Regions from separate parts of the Homo sapiens genome. Here regions 1 and 2 are each linked to region 3. Evidence: read pairs that join two places in POLR2A ChIA-PET (ENCODE). Cell type or tissue: OCI-LY7. All regions are shown on one strand. Region 1 overlaps LINC02901 (long intergenic non-protein coding RNA 2901). Region 2 overlaps TAGAP-AS1 (TAGAP antisense RNA 1). Region 3 overlaps EZR (ezrin).

The links. Peaks named below come from ENCODE experiments on the same cell type or tissue, not always from the same donor. Only the 100,000 strongest peaks of a DNase experiment are listed, where the experiment ranks them.
Region 1: POLR2A ChIA-PET joins it to region 3 with 5 read pairs; 21 of 35 experiments call an interaction of 5 or more read pairs at or near these places.
Region 2: POLR2A ChIA-PET joins it to region 3 with 6 read pairs; 8 of 35 experiments call an interaction of 5 or more read pairs at or near these places.

What each region holds. Positions count from the first base shown.
Region 1 is chr6:158,884,780-158,888,779 of GRCh38, reverse strand. The region is part of intron 1 of LINC02901 (long intergenic non-protein coding RNA 2901); the gene reads right to left. Among named protein-coding and RNA genes, the nearest start is that of LINC02901, 17 kb to the right of the region's middle. RefSeq lists a silencer at 1,777-1,977. In OCI-LY7, no CTCF peak of the experiment used is centred here; no DNase peak of the experiment used is centred here.
Region 2 is chr6:159,018,344-159,022,343 of GRCh38, reverse strand. All of the region lies in intron 1 of TAGAP-AS1 (TAGAP antisense RNA 1), which reads right to left. Among named protein-coding and RNA genes, the nearest start is that of RSPH3, 20 kb to the right of the region's middle. In OCI-LY7, no CTCF peak of the experiment used is centred here; DNase peaks (open chromatin) are centred at 2,113 and 2,855; H3K4me3 peaks cover 1,514 bases; H3K27ac peaks cover 3,588 bases.
Region 3 is chr6:158,811,745-158,815,744 of GRCh38, reverse strand. The region is part of intron 2 of EZR (ezrin); the gene reads left to right. Among named protein-coding and RNA genes, the nearest start is that of EZR-AS1, 4.2 kb to the left of the region's middle. RefSeq lists an enhancer at 2,478-2,527. In OCI-LY7, CTCF peaks have their summits at 1,465 and 2,223; DNase peaks (open chromatin) are centred at 1,584, 2,224, 2,579 and 2,931; H3K4me3 peaks cover 4,000 bases; H3K27ac peaks cover 4,000 bases.

The sequences.
Region 1 (4,000 bases), 73 kb before region 3:
TGGTCTCTTCACACGAATGCGTGAGACATTTGGTGCCAAAGACCTGGGTCAGAGGGACTCCTTCAGGAGACCAGTCCCTTGTCCTCACCTTCACTCCGTGAAGAGATCCACCTATGACCTCAGGTCCTCAGACCAACCAGCCCAAGGAACATCTCACCAATTTCAAATTGGGTAAGCGGTCTTTTCACTCTCTTCTCCAGCCTCTCTCACTACGCTTCAATCCCCCTGTCCTTCCAATTCCAGTTCTTTTTCTCCTCTAGTAGAGACAAAGGAGACACATTTTATCGGTGGACCGAAAACTCTGGTGCCAGTCACGGACTTGGGAAGACAGCCTTCCCTTGGTGTTTAATCATTGTGGGGACGCCTGCCTGATTATTCACCCACATTCCACTGGTGTCTGATCACTGCAGGGATGCCTGCCTTGGTCATTCACCCACATTCCCTTGGTGGCAAGTCAACTGAAGGGATGCCTGCTTTGGCTGCTCACCCACATTGCAGCCCAGGGCTGCTCCCCACCCCGCTTCTCCGTGTCTCTACCCTTCCCACCCTTCTCTCTCTTTTTTTTTTTTTTTTGAGACGCAGTCTCACTCTGTGGCCCAGGCTGGAGTGCAGTGGCTCCATCTCAGCTCACTGCAAGCTCCGCCTCCCGGGTTCACGCCATTCTCCTGCCTCAGCCTCCCGAGTAGCTGGGACTACAGGCACCCACCACCATGCCTGACTAATTTTTATTTTGTATTTTTAGTAGAGATGGGGTTTCACTGTGTTAGCCAGGATGGTCTCAATCTCCTGACCTCAGGATCCGCCTGCCTCAGCCTCCCAAAGTGCTGGGACTACAGGTGTGAGCCACCGCGCCCGGCCTCTACACTTCTCTTTAAACTTGCCTCCTTCACTATGGGCAACCTTCCACCCTCCATTCCTCCTTCTTCTCCCTTAGCCTGTGTTTTCAAGAACTTAAAACCTCTTCAACTCTCACCTGACCTAAAATCTAAGCGTCCTATTTTCTTCTGCAATACCGCTTGGCCCCAATACAAACTCGATAATGGTTCTAAATGGCCAGAAAATGGCACTTTTGATTTCTCCATCCGAGACCTAATTTTTGTCGAAAAATGGGCAAATGATCTGAGGTGCCTTACATCCAGGCATTTCTCACGCTTCGTTCCCTCTCTAGTGTCTGTTTCCAGTGCGACTAGTCCCAAATCCTCCTTCTTTCCCTCCCGCCTATCCCTTAAGTCTCAACCCCAAGCATCACTGAGTCTTGTGAATCTTTCTTTTCTACTGAGCCATCTGACCCCTCACCTCCTCCCCAGACTGCTCCTCCTCAGCTCGCTCCCCGCCAGGCTAATCAGCCTCCAACTCTTCTTCAGCCTCTGCTCCCCCACCCTATAACCCTTCTATTACCTCCCTCCCCACACCCGGTCTAGTTTACGGTTTCGTTCTGTGACCAGCTCTCCCCCACCTGCCCAACAATTTCCTCTTAGAGACGTGGCTGGAGCTGAAGGCATAGTCAGGGTACATATGCCTTTTTCTCTATCGGACCTTTCCCAAATCAGCCAGCGTTTAGGCTCTTTCTCATCAGACCCCACTAAATGTGCACAGGAATTCCGATATCTAACTCTGTCCTACAAGTTAACCTGGAGTGACTGAAGTGTCATCCTAATTTCTACCCCTCCCCAGATGAACGGGAAAGTTTTTCTCTAGCCCAGTCTCGTGCTGATAACCGCCGGCTTCATGAGCCAGACCTCCTGGAAGGCATTAGAGCAGTTCCCCGAGAGGATCCCCAGTGGAACTATCAGGCAGATTCCCCAGGTACAGCTGGGCAAGATTACATGGTTTCCTGCCTAGTTGAAGGGCTTAAAAAGGCAGCTTACAAAGCTGGTAATTATGACGAACTTAAGGAAACTACCCGAGGTAAAGACGAAAACCCAGCCCAGGTCATGGCCCGCTTGGCAGCTACCCTTAGACGCTTTACCGCCCTAGACCCACAGGGGCCAGAAGGCCGCCTTATTCTCAATATACGTTTTATCACCCAGTCAGCTCCTGACATGAGAAAAAAGCTTCAAAAATTGGAACCCGGCCCTCAAATCCCACAACAGGAATTAATCAACCTCGCCTTCAAGGTGCACAATAATAGAGAGGAGGTAGCCAGACAGCAACACATTTCTGAGTTACAGCTACTTGACTCCTCTGGAAGACAACCCACAACCACGTCTCCAGCATACAAGAACTTCAGGACATCCAAGCCACAGCTCCCAGGGGTTCTTCAAAACATCCTCGTGGACCTTGCTTCAAATGCCAAAAGCCTGGCCACTGGGCCTCAGAATGCCCACAGCCTGGGATTCCTCCTAAGCCATGCCCTGTCTGTGCGGGCCCCCACTGGAGGTCGGACTGTCCGACTCACATCACTGCCACTCCTAAAGCCCCTGGAGCCCAAACCCAATGTTCCTTGGCCGACTCCTTCCCAGATCTCCTCGGCTTAGCAGCTGAAGACTGACGCTGCCCAATCGCCTCAGAAGCCCCCTGGACCATCCCAGACGCCAAGCCTCGGTAACACTTACAGAAGAGAGTACGTCCGTCCCCTGTTTAATCAATATGGGGGCTACCCACTCCACATTATCTTCTTTTCAAGGGCCTGTTTCCCTTGCCCCCATAACTGTTGTGGGTATTGCCGGCGAAGCTTCAAAACCTCTTAAAATTCCCCCACTCTGGTGCCAACTTGGACAACATTCTTTTATGCACTCTTTTTTCAGTTATCCCCACCTGCCCAGTTCCCTTATTAGGCCAAGACATTTTAACCAAATTATCTGCTTCCCTGATTATTCCTGGACTACAGCCACATCTCATTGCCACCCTTCTTCCCAACCCAAAGCCTCCTTCATGTCTTCCTCTCGTATCCCCCAACCTTAACCCACAAGTATGGGATACCTCCACTCCCTCCCTGGCAACTGATCACACGCCCATTACTATCCCATTAAAACCTAATCACCCTTACCCCACTCAATGCCAGTATCCCATCCCACAGCAGGCTTTAAGGGGATTAAACCTGTTATCACTCGCCTGCTACAGCATGGGCTTCTACAACCTATAAGCTCTCTTTACAATTCTCCCATTTTACCTGTTCAAAAACCAGACAAGTCTTACAGGTTAGTTCAGGATCTGCGCCTTATCAATGAAATTGCCTTGCCTATCCACCCCATGGTGCCAAACCCATATACTCTCCTATCCTCAGTACCTCCCTCCACAACACCTTCTGTTCTAGATAAACCTGGCTGACCCCATAAATCCTAAATCCTTTCCCCACTCCCCTTTCCATTCCTTAAAAAACAGCCCTAAAAGCTGCTCCCGCACTAGCTCTCCCTAACTCATCCCAACCCTTTCATTACACACAGCCAAAGTACAGGGCTGTGTGGCCAGAATTCTTACACAAGAGCCGGGACCCGCCCTGTAGCCTTTTTGCCCAAACAACTTGATCTTATTGTTTTAGGCTGGCCATCATGTCTCCGTGCAGCGGCCGCCGCCACCCTAATACTTTTAGAGGCCCTCAAAATCACAAACTATGCTCAACTCACTCTCTACAGTTCTCATAACTTCCAAAATCTATTTTCTTCCTCACACCTGACACGTATACTTTCTGCTCCCCGGCTCCTTCAGCTGTACTCACTCTTTGTCGAGTCTCCCACAGTTACCATTGTTCCTAGCCCAGACTTCAATCCGGCCTCCCATGTTATTCCTGATACCACACCTGACCCCCATGACTATATCTCTCTGATCCACCTGACATTCACCCCATTTCCCCATATTTCCTTCTTTCCTGTTCCTCACCCTGATCACATTTGGTTTATTAATGGCAGTTCCACCAGGCCTAATTGCCACTCACCAGCAAAGGCAGGCTATGCTATAGTATCTTCCACATCTATCGTTGAGGCTACCGCTCTGCCCCTCCACTATCTCTCAGCAAGCCGAACTCATTGCCTTAACTTGAGCCCTCACTCTTGCAAAGGAA
Region 2 (4,000 bases), 210 kb before region 3:
TTAGATGGGACAATTTCTATTGCTCTATCTTCAAATTCACTGGTTCTTTCCTCTCTATCTCCATTATGCTATTAGAGCCCATCCAGCAATTTTTTTTTCATGTATTGTATTTGTCAGTTCTAAAATTTCCCCTTTTTGTATATTTTCTTTATATATTTTCCATTTCTTTCCTAAAAGTTCCTATCTTCTCATTTATTAGGAGCATTTTTTTCACTCTATTGAGCACAATAGCTGCTTTAAATTCCTTGACTAATAGTTTCAACATTTCGGTCATCTGAAATTGACCTCTTTTTATTAACTTCTTTGTTGCCAATACATCACATTTTCCTGGTCCTTCATATTTTGAGTAGTTTTGGACATGGTGGATGTTTCATAAGTCAAGACTCTAAATTCTGTTGTATTCATTCCAAGGCTGTTGATACTTTGTTTTAACAAGCAATTGACTTGGTTACACTGAAGGCTGTAAACTCCATGTCTCTCATGGTGAGTGGCCATTCAAATCTCAATTCAGTACTCCAAACCTTAGCTGCAAGTGGCTTTGAATCTGGTTTGTGTGCATGTGGTTCACGGGTCAGCTAGAGACTTGGGCAGAGTTCAGATACAGCATTTGGGTGCCCCCTTCTCTGGCTCTGTCCTCTCTGGGATTTCTCCCTCACTCTCGTGGCCATGATTGCCCCAGGCTCCAGCCCCTGGTTCCCTAGACCAGAAACATGGCAGTCTTTCTATGGGAGTTTTAGCCACCCCCAGACACTTTGTGACCAGGGCCCATCTTTTGGACAAGGCTGAAAAACAGGAAACTCACACTCTCCTCCAAGATTCAACTCCCCTCTGCCTGCATTTGCTCACTTCCCAGGTCTCTTAAGTAGTTACTTTTGGTAGTTTGTCCAGTTTATAGTTGCTATATTTGTGGCAGGGTTGGTCTGTTAGGAGTCTACTCCACCATACCACAGGGTGTGTGTCTCCTTCACCACTGTATCTGCACCATTGAGTTCAGCGTCCTCACCACAATGAGCTGGTGTCCATGGCTCCCAATAGGCTTATTTCAAGGATAAAATTGATCATATCTAAGAAAAGTACTTTAGCATGTTAAATGTACTGTCAAATGTAAGGAGGCATTTAGATATGTGTAGAAACTGGTCAGCTTCCAAAAATGCAAATACATCCCAAATAAATGTTAAGAACAATATACTAAAGTCTTAAGAAACCAGAAACATGTTGGCCAGGCGCGGTGGCTCACGCCTTTAATCCCAGCACTTTGGGAGGCCAAGGCAGGTGGATCACGAGGTCAGGAGATCGAGACTATCCTGGCTAACACGGTGAAACCCCGTCTCTACTAAAAATACAAAAAAATTAGCCAGGCGTGGTGGCGGGCGCCTATAGTCCCAGCTACTAGGGAGGCTGAGCCAGGAAAATGGCGTGAACCCAGGAGGTGGAGCTTGCAGTGAGCCGAGATCGCGCCACTGCACTCTAGCCTGGGTGACAAAGCGAGACTCTGTCTCGAAAAAAAAAAAAAAAAAGAAACCAGAAACATTTCAAGCGGGGGCAACATTTCAAGCGGGGGCACCTCACTGTTAGGTGATGGGGCAACCATCTGGTCATTTCATTCATGATCCCAGTTATTTTCATCTGTAGCAAAAAGTTACAGGATTTTCATTGTTACTAGAAATGAGAAAAAGTATATATATATATATATATATATATATATATATACACACACACACACACACACACACACACATATATATCTGTGATTTCTGGCAAATGTATAGGTGGTATTACACTTGAATTATATCCATATCGTTCCTAAGAATAATTTTATATGCCAAGAGTTAAGATGCCTAAATTCTTTAAAAAGAACAGCAAACATCCACAGGCCTCGGAGCACATTGAGATGCATACAATCTAAATGTATTCCTTTCAGGATTTTGATTGTAAAAAAATTCAACAGCTCCCTCAAAGATAGAGATTATTTATTCAACAAACATTATGGCAGATTCAAGTAGCAAAACAGTCTGTAAATTTGGGCATGTAGACCCAAAAAAGATCCTCTCTCAAACTGCTAACCTGGTGTTGCTAAATGAAACAGTTCTTGCCGAAGAATTTTCACAGGTGTTCATTTGCATCCATGAAATTCCTCTCGTTACATCAGTTTTTAAACAGGTTGTTTGCATCAAGTTTCAAGAGTAATTTGTGAACATTGCTGTCTGACTATCCATCCCCATAGCAGAGATAGTAACTTCTTAAAATTTCCAGTTATTCCTAGAGATTAAAGAGTTGGAAAATAAAAAAGTAAAATTTAAATTACAATCTACTGGTCTAAGCCTATATCTTCAAATGGCCAGGCTTATAAAATGTCTTCTTATTTAATATCCTTGTCTCAGCTGTCTTCCCCACGCAATTTTTTTTAAACAGTCTCAATCTGGCACCTACTGCAGCCTCAACCTCCTGGGCTCAGGTAATTCTCCAATCTCAGCCTGCTGAGTAGCTGGGACTACAGGAGTCCACTACCAGGCCCGGCTACTTTTATTGTATTTTTTATACAGACAGGGTTTCGCCATGTTGCCTAGGCTGGTCTTGAACTCCTGGGCCCAAAGTGCTAGGATTACAGGCATGCGCCACCTCCTCATGCAATTTGAGCAGTATATACAGTTGGAAGCCTCACATTCCAAACCCCACCTTCATCATGTTTCCCAAAATTTTCAAATCCCACCCTTTCACCTGGTCTTTCAGACCTTCCCCTAGAGCAGTAGTACCCAGTACCCGGTTCGTGGCCCAGGCATCAGGGACCCCTGCCCTAGGTTACATCTATTTGTTCTTGGAGTCACTGCCACAGCCACTGTCATTATTCCCTGACGTGGCCCCTCACGGGCTTGTGCTGATGCATGCAAGCCAGCCCTCCATCACTGACCCCACATGCTGTTACTCTGGAGCAGCTCCCACACACATGCAAAGCTGATGTACACCTGGGACTTCGTTCATTCCAGTTCCCTACCTACAATGTCTACACAGTCCACACACCCTGCCACCGGACCTTCGCAGCCATGCAGACACCTCAGCTCAAGAATTACCTCTGACACCTAAAGAACTCACAGACCCCACCTCCCTCCCTTTCTCTTTTGTACCCCACATTTTAATATCTACCATTTTTTCCTGTTTCTCTCCTCCCAGTAGACTATAACTTCCTTAAGGGTGAGAAATGGGTCTCCTTTCTCTTTGTATTCTCCAGAACTAAAAAAACTTCCTGGCACATGTTAAACATTTCACTACATGTTTGTTGAATTAATAAAAGAATAAAGAAATAAATGAACTTCTACTCTTTAATTCAACCAAGAAAATATAACAGTGGTCCCCTACATGTAATTTATCACTTACTCCTCAGCTTTATATAAAACTTTCTCCAAACTAGAATCACTCAACTTCTTTCCACCACTTCCTTCGAAATGCACCAACTTCAAATGCTCCATAATTTAACCCTTCCCCTTTGATCCTTCTTTTCTGCCATATTCCAGATTCCACACTCCTCAGGAGCAGGCTTAAGGCCTTATCTTTCTCATATTTTAAGTGTTTGCTTAGTTCCTTTTTGTGCCAGGTACTTACTATAACTAGATGGGAAAAGGTTTTTTGATTGTTTTCTTGTTTTTAATTTATCATGTAATTTTCACAACTTCACAAGATGAATATTAATACGCATGATTTAATAGATGAGAAGACTAAGTAACTTGCCCAAGGTCACACAGCTAATGAAAGATGGAGCTGACATTTTAACATAAGGCTACTGTATTCTGAAGACATGCTCTTTTCTTTTTCTCCATCCCAGCATAGGGGAAAGGGGACAAATATTCTAGGCTGGATACTTAGTTTATGTTCTTTCTGTAACAGATCTGTTATATTTTAAAACAGGAAATATTTTTTAAACCACAGAATAAGTTCAGCAAAATAAGTGAAGCTTATCTTTGATCAGAGATAAAGGCAAAGAAACCCCTGGCTTCAAATTAAAACC
Region 3 (4,000 bases):
CGAGCCTGTAATCCCAGCACTTTGGGAGGCTGAGGCAGGCAGATCACATGAGCCCAGGAGTTCGAGACTTGCCTGGCCAACATAGACTCTGTTTCTACAAAAAATAGAAAAATTATCTGGGTGTGGTGGCTGGCGCTCTGACTGAGGCTGAAGTGGGAGGATTGCTTGATGAGCCCTGGAGGTCAAGGCTGCAGTGAACTAAGATCAAGCCACTGCATTCCAGCCTGGGCAGCAGAGTGAGATGTTGTCTGAAAACAAACAAAACCCCTTTTTTGAGAGGCTTCCTTTTAGGTCAGCCATACCTGTCTGCCATGGGAAATTTCTCCCTGCCCCCTCTTTGGCAGAGGAGGGTCTTAGAGATAAGTTAAACACACTAAGCCTTTCTGTGTGTAAATTATATTAGAGCCATCCCACAAATCACTGAGAAGAGCATCGTAGGTTGCACATATTTGAATATGACATTTCTTAAGGCTGTTAGAGAGGATCCAGTTAGTTTTGGTTTGGTTTGGGGTTTTTTTGCTGCCTTAGTAAATGTTAAAATGAAACATCCACCAACAGCTCTGTGGATGTGTCCTTTAAACAAAGGTTTATTGATTCTAATTATTCAAGCCTAAGTTAAGAATGTTAGCGAAGAATGTTAGGTGGTTTTCTTGGGCTTAATGTTTAACAACTGGATTAAGGGGCAAACACACTTAAAGGATGGATACCTCTGAGTAGTTGGCCTTCCACCTGATTCATTGCAACTGTTAACCCTTGAATTCAACGGGCAAAGTATTTTTGATTGATTTGCCTGAACTGAGTGAGTGGATGACTTTATTCATAAAACAGTATAACTGAAAATACTCATTTCCTGTGTTTTCTCCTAATACTGTTTCCCAAAAGCAACAGTTACTTAAAAGACTGAGGCGGTACACAGTGGCTCATGGCAGTAATCCCAGCACTTTGGGAGGCCGAGGTGGGCGGATCACAAGGTCAAGAGATCAAGACTATCCTGGTCAACATGGTGAAACCCCATCTCTACTAAAAATACAAAAATTAGCCGGGCGTGGTATGGATGCCTGTAGTCCCAGCTACTTGGGAGGCTGAGGCAGGAGAATCGCTTGAACCTGGGAGGTGAAGGTTGCAGTGAGCTGAGATTGCACCACTGCACTCCAGCCTGGCGACAGAGTGAGACTCTGTCTCAAAAAAAAAAAAAAAAAGACTTTATTCATCAGCAAGCGGAGTGACCTGCACAGAGGGCGAGGCAGACCTTGTTCTCTGGAAGCTTAGTGTCTGGTACCTGGGCCAAGATGCGGGGTAAATGCTGAAATTGAAAACCCGCTAAGTGCTGTCAGACTGGGAAAGAGCCTAGGTAACGTCGAGAGGAAAATCTGATGGGGAAAGGAAAATCATCTGATGGGGAAATTGGCAGACTGTATTGAGAAGTAACACTTCAGCTGAATCTTGCTTGAGGGCTGGGGGGCGCACGCGGCAGCACTCCACAGGGAGGAACAGCTGTGGTTTGTTGTCTGGTTTTGCTTTTCCCACAGCTGCTTAGGGACTCTATTCATGTGTGACTGGCTGACGTCCAAGGAGGGTGATTTGGGGTTCCAGAGGGAGCCTTGGCCTCTGTTCAGGCCAGTCCCCAGGACATGGTGTGCTGTGTGGCCTTGTGGGTCTGCCCCATCTAGGGAGAGTTGTAGGAGTTGGTGCTCAGATCATTGGTCCCGGAAGCATCCTCTCTGCCCGCCCCTTCATGTTAGGGTGACTGCGGAGCGCCTTTCTCCCACACTTGCTTTCTTCTGCCCAGTGGAAAGAAGGCATGGGGAGTGAGCAAGGAACACTGCTGTAGTTAAGCTCTGGAAGGAAAAGGGGATTGTGTTCAGGGCTGAGATCTCTTTAAGCTGTCATGAGAACCATAGAGCTGAACTGCCTTTAAGTGGCTCCAACACATCTTACCTGTTCATTTCTGAAGTGTTATAGACATTTCTAATACAAAAGCAGGTTTACCTTTCATTAGGAAAACTCTGAAAGTGTGTTCACATTTCTACTGTGCCAAAATTTTAAGGTAATTTCTGAGATTACCTTGCCTCTTTGGGAATACATAACCTTTTCTATTAAATATTTTAACAGGGACAGTTTACTGAATGTACTCCCCCCTCACAATCCCCTCGCAATTGAGGAGGATGCGTAGCATCTGTTTCCACCCCTCCTCCTCCACGAGGGGCAGTGGTGAATTAGGTAGCTAACATTTTGCCATGTGGCAGTGAGAGGTGCTGGTAGGATGAGTGATTTGCCATGATCACGCTGTAAGGCACAATGAATGTATTTGGATGTTCACAGACACAGTCCCTGTCAGTGGATTTACAGTCTGGTTTCGGGGACAGACAGCAATCCCAGAGTAAATGTAAAACTGCAGCTTCAGAGAGTATGCCTGAAGAGGGGTACATGAGGCCTGAGAGTAGATGAAGTGTGTATGTGCTGGTGGGGGTGCAAATAGGGGAGGTCAGGAAGGCATCCTTGAGGACGTGACCTCCCTGGGCAGAGGTAACAACGTGTGCAAAGGCCCTGTGGTGGGAGGAAGTAGTGTGAGTTTGGGGTTTCACATGAAGCCCAATGTGGCTAGAGAGGAAGACAGGTCAGGCCATGCCTTGTAAGCCATTCTTGGGTGTTTTTTAGTTTAACTTGGGGTTTTGACTGGGAGGTGACATGATCAGATTTGCCTTTTGAAAAGTTGACTGTGATCTGTAATAGGAAAATCACAGGAGGCAGGAGACAGCAAGGGTAGTTATGGTAGACCATTGAGGGAGCTCATAGCTTGGACCAAGGTGGTGGTGGTGGGAACAGAAGTGGATGCATTTGAGAGTTCTTTGGGAGGTAGAATTGATAGTGCCTGGTGATGGGTTGGATATGCAGGGCCAAGGGTGGTGTCGAGGCTGACTTCTCGTTTCTGGCTTGCGCAAGTGGATGTGTGGTGGTGCCATCGCTGAGGTAAGTAATCCTGGAGAAGGACCAGGTGTGGGGGAAGGTGGGGAGTCTGGATTTGTTGTTACATGTTAATAAGTTTGTGACAATCGTTGATGAAAAAAGTCCTTGCCTTCTTTCATTACTACATCCACTGCCCCCCAAAATATTAAAGGACCAGACTCCTTAAACTACGTTATTTTTAAATCCAAATAATTCAGTAGCTTTTTGTTTTCCCTAGTATATGTACACACCGTACATACCTAAAGTTAAGAGGAAGGGTTAATTTAGTGCAGTGTTCTCAAAATTTTGTGTACACAATTGTCTGGAGACTGTTGATTCCTGGGTCCCTTGAAGAACTAATGACTTCCATCTCTAGGGTGAGGTGCAGGCTGGGTGCTTATGTTTTAAATAAGCTCTCCAGATGGTACTGCTGATTCAATAGGAAAAGGGCAGTTATTATATATTCCTTTCTCCTGCACCCCAATCAAGCCCAGTGTGATTTCAGAGCACCCATTTGGGTGAAAGCAGTCACTTGATGCCCAGCCGCCTTACAGTCCGGCTGAAATGCCAGGAGTGCTGTTATTGGTATTTGGGACTCGAATAGGGGCTAGGATGACTCTGTGAAAAAGAGCCATAAAAACAAGAATTTCATAGCTAATTTACTGCTTACCTATACTTGGGCAGGCCATTCAACATAATATTCTTCTGACTTGAGTTTCTCTCTGCAGGGAGTCCAGTAACAGCTTCATTTGGCAGTGCCCAGTGGTCTCTCACATTTTGGCTCTTTGTTTTCAAAGAGAAAAAAAGAGGCTAGACCTTCCCTATAAATGGTAGGGAAGTAAGAGATCCCATTCCTTGTTCCTCTTTTATTCCTTCCACACTGGCCTCTTTTGTTAATGAAATAATGTGAATTTTTTTTTTTTGGAAACAGGGTCTCACTCTGTCACCCAGGCTGGAGTGCAGTGGCACAGTCACAGCTCACTGCAGCCTCAGTGCCCCGGCCCCCACCCTTGGCTCAAGTGATCTTCCCACCTCAGCCTCCTGGGTAACTGGG